Linked DNA regions of Homo sapiens: region 1 is linked to region 2. The links are chromatin loops, found by intact Hi-C in ENCODE. Cell type or tissue: IMR-90. All regions are shown on one strand. Each heading gives the region's core, and the rest is flanking DNA. Links, peaks and the distances in the headings are about the cores only. Region 1 has its middle 100 kb from the start of LINC00867. Region 2 holds the start of LINC02944 (long intergenic non-protein coding RNA 2944).

Region 1 (5,388 bases), core at 219-5,218, 220 kb before region 2:
GAGTCCCTGCAGCCCGACCCAGAGAGCAGTGGAGGTTGGCACAGCCCAGACCCTGGGGGAATGTGGATACTGGCTGCTGTGAGCATTGTCCAGGGCTGTTGAAGAATTAAATTTGTTCAGGTTCACCCAGTCTTGTCTATGGTTCTGAATACCTTTCAGCATTCAGGCCACAAAGTGATGGCTGACAGGCACAATTCCAGCCCATTTGCATATATGTAAAGTTATTTGACTTGGTACTGATTTCTTTGCTTGTCAGGCATTTCCCTCTTACATTTGGCATGCCATGTCAAATTCTACATTCTTTTCATCAATCTGCTCTTACAACCTACTCCACCAACTGTCCCGCAAATGAATTTCAGGAACAATGGCCAACAGTGCATTAGAGAGTCTTTGTAGAGGGATAGCTGTCTTGAGCACCTTTCATCCACAGGGACATCTTGTGTCTCTATCTTGCTGGAAGGGAAGATGTATTTTTAGGTTTTAAGGAAGAAAAATAACTATATCAAGGACAAAGTTATGAAATTTATAGGTCTTAGCACCCATTGATCATTACCCAAGCTAAGGATTAATTCCTCATGAAAGCTAAACTCATCAATTTTATTTGGATGTTTCCATTTTGAAATTCCCTTAACCATAATTTAAAGGGGATAGTGAACATTTTGGAGACCTGGAGAAAGTATCTCACATAAAATCTGATTAGCTCAGTTTATGTCCTATGAAACTTTCTGGTGAAGACAGGTGAAAGGGTTCTTTAATTTGCCATTTCTTATATAAATACATTTATGAGTTCTGAAGGGAAAATTCTTTAGAGTGTAAAGTACAGTTCGTTATGCTATTTCTGTGTGGCGGCTTTCACATCCTACGAGGGCTTTGAGCTTTTTTTTTTAAATATGGCTTTCATCCTTCAGGTCTCAATCCTGTAGGCACATGCCAAGCCAGCCTACTTCATTAGATAAATCTGACTTCTTGGTCTTCCTCTTGGCTGGGTTAGGGGTTGGGCATCAGAAAATGTAGGGTCTTTAGTGAAAAATGGGACACCTCACAAACTCAGTGCGGGTACGTTATTGATGACCAGAACCAAGGGTGTCAAGTTGAGTGAGAGAGTCTGATGAGTTACCATGTCCTACCAGTCTCTACTGCCAGTGAGAGGGGGCCAACCATAATTGTTCTGGGAGAATGATGACTTGGGGCTGGTGAGACTTTGGTTTATAATCCAATGAATGGTGAAACTGTTTACACACCTCTGGTTATTTCACCATTTGAACACTCTGACTACCAATCTTGCTATCCTAAGAATATATCATTGGACATTCTTTCTTGATAACTGTCTTCCTAGTCAGAAAAGATTATTTCTCCTGAGTCATAAATTAGTATGAATGCCCAGTGAGGATAATTATAATAACGATAATGAAAACAATAGCAACCATTCATCTGTGCCAGGCACTGTGCAAAGATACTTTATAGCCATACAAATAGCTCTGCCATTTAAATTTCCCAATAATTTTGGGACAGAGACCTCACTATCCTCACCGACAAATGAGCAAACTAGGGCCCAGAGAAACGGTGCTATTGCTGGATAGCTACAAAGTGTAAGAGCCCCCAGGTCTGTGTGACCCCCAAAGCCCATGCTTGTAACCACCATGCTGAGCTCTGCCAGAAGTACGACTGGTGCTCTGGGGTACCTGAGGCTGATTGTACCACAATGGCCCATCAATCCCATTATTGCCAGCATGTCTCCTGGTGCACATATGCAAAAAATTCTCTAGAGCTGGAAGAGCTTGGCTGTACAGAATGTGTGTTATCAGCTTCATAGACATTACCTAGATGTTCATTATGTATTACATATTGATTTAATACACACTAGTTATTATTAAATTTCAATTAATTAGTTATTCATTATTAATTAGTTGTTAAATATTAAATAGTGATTGTGCCAATTCAAAAATTTTCCACTTTCTCCACATCCTTGTTTTCATCTGGATCTGTTATTGCCAGATTTTTTTAATGAATGATATGTTGGGAGCTGAATACTGTCTCATCAAGATTTTGATCTGCATTTCCTTCATTCCTCATAAATCGTGCAATATACTGGCCATTTGGGCTCTCTCTTCTACGAATTGCCTGCTTGTGCTTTTTTCTCTTGTGTTCTATTGGGTTATTTGCCTTTAAAAAATAGATTTCTAGGAAATCTTTATATAGCCTGGATACTAAGATTTCATTGGACATTTGTGCTGCAAATATCTTCTGCTGACACTGTTTAAGGTGACTTTTACAAAAGTTGTATACAGGATAATTGTATACATCCGTTATTGCTTTTTTCTAGGCATTTTTGCATCCTATTTATAGATAGTCTCCTTTTTTGTTGTAAACTTCTAAGTTTGGGTTTTCAAACTGAGGCCTATATTACATTTGAGATATATTATTATTATTCTGTACTTTGACGTATGATCTAAATTTATTTTTGCACAGAAGAATAATCAGTTTCTCCAGTACCACTTATCCTGAGTGAGGGCCTTCTGCTCTGATTTAAAATATCCATCTCTCCTATATCAAGTTTCCATGCATATGTGGGTTTGTTTCTGAGCTTTGTCTATTCTTGTGCCAATACTGATTTAATTAACGTATCTTTATAAGCAAGTCATGCTTCTTAATTCTTGTTCAAATGAATTTTGTTATTCTTAGTTATATAGATTTTAGCCTCAGCATGTCAATAATCTACTAAAAAACGAATTTGTTGTCTGATGAATTAAATTCACTGATCTTTCAGTGTTTAAGGATTTGAGCACATCGTATAGTGGGTTTCACTCACCAGGTGAATTCATTCATTAATACAATTCATCTGCAGCTCACCCAAGCTGGCTTAAAGCTGACCATTGACTACATTTTTAACCCTCATTGCGTGTTTAATTAAATACATGTCAGGATTTTAGTTAATTTGATTAGTAAACTGAATCTGAGGTCTATGGGTCAGAAGATAGTTGGGCTTTGTAATTGTAGATAAGAATCACATGAAATCATATGAAGAAGAAAGTCATCTCTGCTTAGAATACAGCCGTCCCGATGCATTTTACAAAAGAAGCCACCAGAGGGCAGAATGAGCACGAGAGTCCCACTGGCTTTCCTGGGCAGAGGACGACAGAAGCCCTCATCAGTTCTGACCACCGCACGTTCAGTGTATTGAGCTGGGACAAACGTTTTTTGGGAGAGATGTTTTTCAGCTGCTTCTCAGGATGACGTTTGCTGCTGGTCTTGTCTCAGTTGAAGTATTTTCCCCCAGCACACCGAAAGAGGAGCTCACTTCCTGATTGTTGCAATCAAACCTTTGACTTTTGTCACAAGTAAATGCTGTTTAATGAAATTTAAAAAGGAAAAATAAACAAGCAAACAACACTCCAACCACGTAGCAGGATCTCAAACACTTCAGTGCAAAGCCAGGTGACTCACCAAATGATATAAGGTCATACTTCCAACTGGGCTATTTTCTAGCTGGCAACACTATTTCGTTTCTACTGATAAAAGATCCTATTTATTGGAGGGCAAGTTGATGGGTGGGTATTTCATGGCCACGGAAGTTATTTGGTGACAACCTGTCCACTTTTGCTTATATTGCCAACGCAAACAGCATGATCTTCTGGAGTACTGATTTGTTCACAAATAGAAAGGACATCACATTTTGTAATTCTCTTTGCCAAGGGAAACAAACCAAGGTATAATGTAGTTGTTCCTGTCAGGCTAGGTAGAAGAAAGGAGGAGCTGAACCTTCTGTGGGCGCATGCCTTCCATTCAGCATGTTTTGTGGAATGCGTGTTAGGCATTCTCCCTAGTTCGAGATGCCTTGGAGGCCACTGTCCTGTCTTGATTTAACTGAACCTCATTGAAAGAGATCCCTTCACACTGGGGAAGTCGTTCAGAACAGTAAAAGATAAGATCCTTCACATAAAAAAAAAAGTTTGAGTTTGACTACATCCGCAGTAGCTGTGATTATGACTTCTGTTATTTAGTTCAAAACTTATTACAGGGTTTCTTTGGTTCCCCATGAAATTCTTCCATCTTTATTTTCATGGCAAACAGTAGCTCAGATGTCCCCTCCTCTGGGATGCCTCCCTAGATGTCACCAAGCAACATCAGCTACTCTTTCTCTCAGAGGCTCTTACTCTTGTCACTGGCATGGCCAAAAAGTGTTTGAATGTTCATGCCAAGGCTACTGAGAACAGACAGCACGGGTCCCAGACACCAGCACAGATTTGGGCACATGGCATAACTCACCAGTGTTTGCAGAATTAAAGTGAGGGTCTATCCTCTCTTCCCAGGCCCTAAACAGAATCTTTGGAAAACACCACCAAGCTTTCATGTAACCATCTCGGTGTAACCCAGCAGGCTGCTTTGATGCGAGGAGCTTCAGCCACATGGCTCTGCTCTGCCGACATTTGGGTGTGTGTTCTCCAGAGCTCTGTAATATCTGAAAACTGATTTACCCTAGCTTAAATCCAAGGCTTTGACACTTCAAAAAGTTGAATTTTTCTTATTCAACATAATAAATGGCTTTCCTGTGCCTAGGAGTTTATGGTTTATGTCCTGGGAGGGAAAGAAAGGGTAATAAAAAGAATATGGCCTTCTGGGTCAGTCAATAGGTACTCAAATATTTGCTGTCAATTTGAGTCAATGATTCACAGAGTTGAAAATATTAAATACACTACAAATAATTCATGCATTGAGTGCCTTGCTAAGTGATTGACAGCTATGCTAAGTGCTTGCTTTAAAGTTTTATCTTCTTTAATCTTTAAAACTCTTTGAGGTAGATAATCTAGTTAGTCCCATTTTACAGATAGGAAAACTGAAGTTCAGAGAGTTTAAGTAAGTCTCCTGATGCCACACAGCTTGTAAGTGTCTGAGCCATGATTTGAACCCTGCCATTTTGACTCCAGCAGAGTTCCTGCACATGGAATGCATTAGATAAATAATAGATGTGCTCCCCTTCCTGTTCCTGCTGCAATGGCCTCCTAAAGCCTTTGTAAAAAATAATACTGTTATGGACTACTCAGGTTTAAAAAATGTGATATATATTTCTATTTAGCTCCTGCCCCTTCTGATCTTTCTCTAGTAATGTCTGGGAGCTACTGTATTCGATGAAAACAGAACTCCACGTCTCCAAGGCTACAGGCCTCCTGAAATGGAGAAGAGACCCCAAGCAAAGTGGTCTTTCCAGGAGACATCAAGTGCGGTCATCACAGTGACTCTCCTCTCATCTCCTCCTCACAGCATTGGACTTGCCTTTAAGATCTCCAGTTTAGAACAGCTTCAGCTGGGGGATGGCAATGGGGAATGGGATGGAAGCCAGAATTTGCTCTCCTAAATCTGGCCCGAGCGATAGAAGGCATCTTTGGCCTG
Region 2 (5,388 bases), core at 329-5,328:
ATGAGGGAATCACCCAAATGCAGGGGGGCTTCTTATACCCCAGGATCATTTCTGTTTACTTTTGTGTACCTGATAACAAACAGTATGTCTTCTATTAGAATTTCCACATCATCATTTTCTCAGCTTGGAAACAATGCCTGTGTTCAAGGCAGAACCCTGAATACAAGCTGAATCTGGTGTGTGTGTGTTTGGTGGGGGCGGGGTGGGGATAAATGGTGCCCCAGGCAGGTCGGCGGTGGGCTTTGGGCATGAGGGTGAGCTGCTCAGGACCCAATTCCACAGGCTGTGTAGACTCCAATTATCCGAGGACTTAGAGATCAAACAGCCCAACTGTGCCTCACAATAAAGGAGGAGGTCTTAATTTTACTTCACGCTACACCCTTCCAGCCAGATCTTGCAAAACAATGCATTGCATTTATGTCTTCCTGAGCCCCAAACCTCTCTGAAATTGTCTCAGGCTATCCCAGCAATATCGCTACAAAGTGGACAGAGGAGAGAGTTAGATGTTCTAAAGAATCATGTGATTTCTACTGGACTGGTCAGAATGTCACGGCAACCACAGATGGCTTGATCAAAATCTCACCCTTCTGCTTTGTTGAGGACAGAGCACTTTTACATGTTATTTATTTTTATTTTTAGGTATATTTGTAGTGACGACATGTTGGCTTGTGGGAAAATAGTTTGCATTAGTCCTCAGCTGAGCTTCCCATACGCACAGGGGACTCAATATATAGAAAACAAGAAAGCCCGGAAAATGCCAATGGCTAGAGACTGGAATTCTGCAAATTTTATTTTTCTCCACTCTCACAGTAAAGACAGGATTTGTAGTAAGGCACAATACTGCCAAAATTAGTCTGATTTTCTTTTTAACAATAACATCAGCTAATAGGTAAATATTCTAGAAAATGTAGTCATTTTGAACATTTGAGATTAAGAAAAGCAGAAAATCTGGAATATTTTTGTAGACATCTAGATATATAGGCAACGACAGAGACCCAAGACCGTAAATCCGGTTTATTTTTACATATTAGCATTAAAATATCTGTCTTGCTTTCAGACAATGAGTTTTTAAAAATTAAGAATAGTGCATCAAAATGATGAAAAATTTTAGGATTTTTTGATATGTAACTTAACCCACAGAAAACCAGATTATTCATCTTGCTACTTGTTTATAGCCCTTTTTAAAAAATGAATATTTCAGACACCTTAAATTGATAAATGTTTCTCTGAAAATAAATCGCTCTTTGATAAAGAGAGTGGAACATAAATGTTTGAGATGTAGCTGAAGCTCTATCACCATTTATGGATCACGATTATAGTTCAAAACGCAAAAGCTGGTATCTTTTGAGGTCGAGCATTTTATACTGAAAGCATATATTTATAATGGAAGTTAACCTTAACATGAAGAGGAAATGATGTTATAGGATTTTCTATTTTGGAACTAATAAGCTATATCATTTCTTATTTGATGGTCTTAAGAAGCAGTTAACATGACTTGAAAGCAACATTTTTCAAGTACTGTAAACATGCTACCATGGAAAACCAGAGAGGAAAAATTTTCCTGTCTGTGAGATTCCTAAACAACTTAATTTGAGTTGTTTACTCTCAAATACTGAATGTTCTTCCCACTGTTCCGCTGTAGTCCGACACAGTGTATTTAATGATTTTTTGTGAAATTTACAACCTAGTGACTTATCATCTTACTTTGAATTGTCTTGAAGATACTTAATGCTGATACTTAACACACACACACAAAAAAACCCCAAACTCTTAGAGTCCTCACTCTGTTTTGAACTAATTAACTTTACAGGAACAAACCTGGAGATACTTATTTTTTCCACTACTACTTTTGGATTTATTATTTCTTTTTATTATAGTAGTCCGAGGTTAGAAAGCTAAAAATTAAAATGGTTGATAATTGTGAAATATATTGTTATTCATGGCAAAATATCACGATTATGCATATGTGTAAGAATTAAGATGTCTTAGGAACTAGCACGGAGTGAGCTGGATGAAATGCGGCACCTGCCACAGAATCTTTCCCCTGTGCTTTTCGGTAATGCCAGGCAAGTCCTCCGGGTTGTAGAAGTCATGGCCAGGTCATGGATTTCCGCACACAGCGATGGCTTCTGTGGGACAAAAAGCAGTGAATATCACGCTACTTACCTTGCTTTATACCACAACCGTTGCAGGCAAGGGTGTCTCCGATGGCGTCTTGGTTTTGCTTACCTGTGTTCCAAAAGAAATCTTTTCCCTGACCAGTTAACTTCTTGGTTGTTCCTTAAGACACAGGGATTTTGGGAAAGACTGTGGCATGCTTTCCTCAGTGGTTCTTCTCAGTTTAATGCCTTAAAGATGGACAAATGTTCACTGGCTGCCCGATAGGCACTGAAATTCGGAGCAATCCAACTTGTTCCAAAAGCGTTTCCCACGGCATATGCACAGTTTCACGGATGGCCACTAGATGGCGTGTGACAACCATTTGTGTCAGCCACACGCAAAGGCTTCCCATTCATTCTCCATAAAGGTATCAAAGGCGTCCTCCAGCAATTCCTCCAAGACAACTTCACTATTACGTTGTTTTCATTTCGATCCTTAAATGGTACCGGTTTACGTTTTGGAAGTAGGGGGACATTTTCAGTGGACGAGCCTAAATCAGAATGTGTGCTGTTGTATTTACGCATCACCGTTAATAAACATTAGCACTTAAAGCTGAATTAAGGCACATCGTTAAATGTCAGTGTGTATCTACCCACTTATCTACGAATGTTTCAACAAACATCTATTAAGTGTCTACTACTATGTGCGAAATGTGACTCGTTCTTCTAAAATACTGAAAGGACGTTTTATTACCAGAAAGTAATACAAGTATCAGAAAATAAAGACATTTTACGTTGCACAGTTGGGTCATTGATATAATGTTAAAATTAAATACATTAGCTCTTTCTTAGCTGAGGTTTTGTTTTCTGTGGTTTCATTTACCTGTGGTCAGTTGTGGCCCCAAAAAATTAAATGGAAAATTTCAGAAATAATTCATAAGTTTTAAATTGCATGCCATTCTCAGTTGCATGCTGAAATCTCTCATCCTCTGTCCCACCTGGGAGGGGAATCTTCTCTTTGTCCAGCATATCCACACTGTCTAAGCTACCTTCCTGTCAGTCACACGGTAGCCATCTCAGTTATCACATAGACTGTCACCGTTTCCCAGTGCTTGTGTTCAAGTAACCCTCATTTTGTTATATAATGGCCTCAAAGCATGAGAGTAATGATGCTGGCAATTTGCATATGCCAAAAAAGAAGCCATAAAATGCATCCTTGAAGTGAAAAGGTGAAAGTTATCAGCTTAATAAGGAAAGAAAAAAATTGTATGCTGACATCTTTAAGATCTACAGTAAGAAGGAAACTTCTACCCACGAATTGTGATCAATTAGTTGTAAACACCACTGCACTTGGACCAGCTTACCCATGAATGGTAAGGAAAAAAAGAAATTCATGCATAGTATATGTAGGGTTTGGTACTATTGCAGTTTCAGGCATCCACTGGGGTCTTGGAAGAATGTATCCCCCATAGATAAGGGGGGAAGTTGTATGCTCCTGGAATTTCAGAAGCTTCTCCTTTTTTTTTTTTTTGAGACAGAGTTTCGCTCTTTTTGCCCAGGCTGGAGTGCAATGGCACGATCTTGGCTCACTGCAACCTCCGCCTCCCAGGTTCAAGAGATTCTCCTGCCTCAGCCCCCTGAGTAGCTGTGATTACAGGCATGTGCCACAAAGCCCGGCTATTTTTGTGTTTTTAATAGAGACGGGGTTTCTCCATGTTGGTCAGGCTGGTCTTGAACTCCTAACCTCAGGTGATCCGCCCACCTTGGCCTCCCAAAGTGCTGGGATTACAGGCGTGAGCCACTGCACCCGGCCCAGAAGCTTCTTTTCTTGATATAGAATAAATCTGAATGTCAGGGGGAAAAATCACATGAAACACCTTGCAAATTATCTTTCCCCTTATAGCAAAATATGATTCTCCTTGCCTTAAAGAATGTAAATTCCTATAAAGAAAATAAATTAATAAAACATACAAGTCCTATAGTGGAATCACTTTTTCTTTCATGTCCATTGTCACCGAGTATAGAAATGAGGTATTTTATTACATAATTTTTACAAATCCGTATTAAGACAAACCTTAATAGGAATGACTTTATCACAAAGTGTTCAGAAAGACATGAGAAAACATCCCCAAAAGTTAGTTCCATATCTGTGGAGAAAATGAAGCAATCTCTAAGATCATTTCCACTTTTAAAAGTCAGCGGTTTTAAAAAAACTAGTGGCATTTGAGTTATTTCACCCTTCTCAAAATAGGTGTGATATTTCTTCTAAGCCAATCTCTAACTGAAAGAAAAGAATGGTCTCATTTTTAGAATTACTGGCTGTTTGTTTGAACTGAAGAATTAGTTGCATTTCAAAATAAGGACATGCCTAATGAAATGATTAAAACATACAGAACATTAAATTATAAGCAGATGGGGGTGAAACCAAGGGAGGGGGGAGGTGAGTTTGCTGGAAACCTGAAGTCCAGGGAAGCTGACAGCTTTGGGTTTTCCTCAATAACACAGAAGATGATTGTTTAAGCAACAGAGGGTAAGAAAACAACCTTTGGAAGACAATCTCTCTCTCTCTCTCTCTCTCTCTCTCTCTCTCTCCTGTCTCTTTTTTGATAGGCAGCACCTTACAAGAAAAGCCAGAAAAGAAAACCCGTGTGTATTGTAAGAGTTTAAAGAGACAGCCACTCCAAAAGAAAATGGACATTCACATTGACGCCTGGAAAAGAACCAGGAGTCACCATGCAAATGTGTCATAGCAGCGAGAAGTCCTGTGAAAGCGAAGGAGATCAGCCAGGCTCCCGTGAGTCACGGTTCAGGATTCAGATCTTCATCTTCCTAAGACACTGATCTCACTGGTCCCAGTTATTCCTGAAACGCTGTCCCTCCTCCGTTTTCCCTGAAATTTATCAATTAAAGTACGGCTCTGTATAGGTAAAAGATAAGAGTTTGATGAGACAGAGTTTACAACAGCTAAAAAAGAAGCTTAGTGGATGGGAGTGGTTCACAGATGGTGCAAATTGTCTGCTAAGTGGCACTTTATGGATGGGCAGAATCCATGAGAGTTTTATCTTGAATTTCTATCAGGCTGCATTCAGCAGAAGCTGGTTCCCTGGAAATTGGCATTTTAAAAAAAATCTCTGTCGTGTGTCTATCTTTCCTGGATATACAATGGCAGTTTCGACCCATTCGAGCTGGCTTCCTGAACAGTGGCAGCGATTGTCTCTGAGTGTGGGTTAATGGATGTAGGTCTAGAGATAAAGGAAATAAACCCTCTAAGATGTTGTCTAATTTTTAA

Evidence for each region. Hi-C counts contacts between places; a loop is a spot of excess contacts. Peaks named below come from ENCODE experiments on the same cell type or tissue, not always from the same donor. Only the 100,000 strongest peaks of a DNase experiment are listed, where the experiment ranks them.
Region 1: a loop joins it to region 2, with 10 times the contacts of the local background. A loop is called at or near these places in 3 of 110 quality-filtered maps.

Annotation. Positions count from the first base shown.
Region 1 is chr10:118,457,483-118,462,870 of GRCh38, reverse strand. No RefSeq gene overlaps it. Among named protein-coding and RNA genes, the nearest start is that of LINC00867, 100 kb to the right of the region's middle. In IMR-90, for the core only: a CTCF peak has its summit at 3,083 (motif pointing right); no DNase peak of the experiment used is centred there.
Region 2 is chr10:118,238,524-118,243,911 of GRCh38, reverse strand. It overlaps LINC02944 (long intergenic non-protein coding RNA 2944), which reads right to left and starts at 2,407. Exons shown (of 5, transcript XR_946349.3): 1 at 2,230-2,407; 2 at 2,026-2,129. In IMR-90, for the core only: a CTCF peak has its summit at 2,457 (motif pointing right); a DNase peak (open chromatin) is centred at 2,481; H3K27me3 peaks cover 277 bases.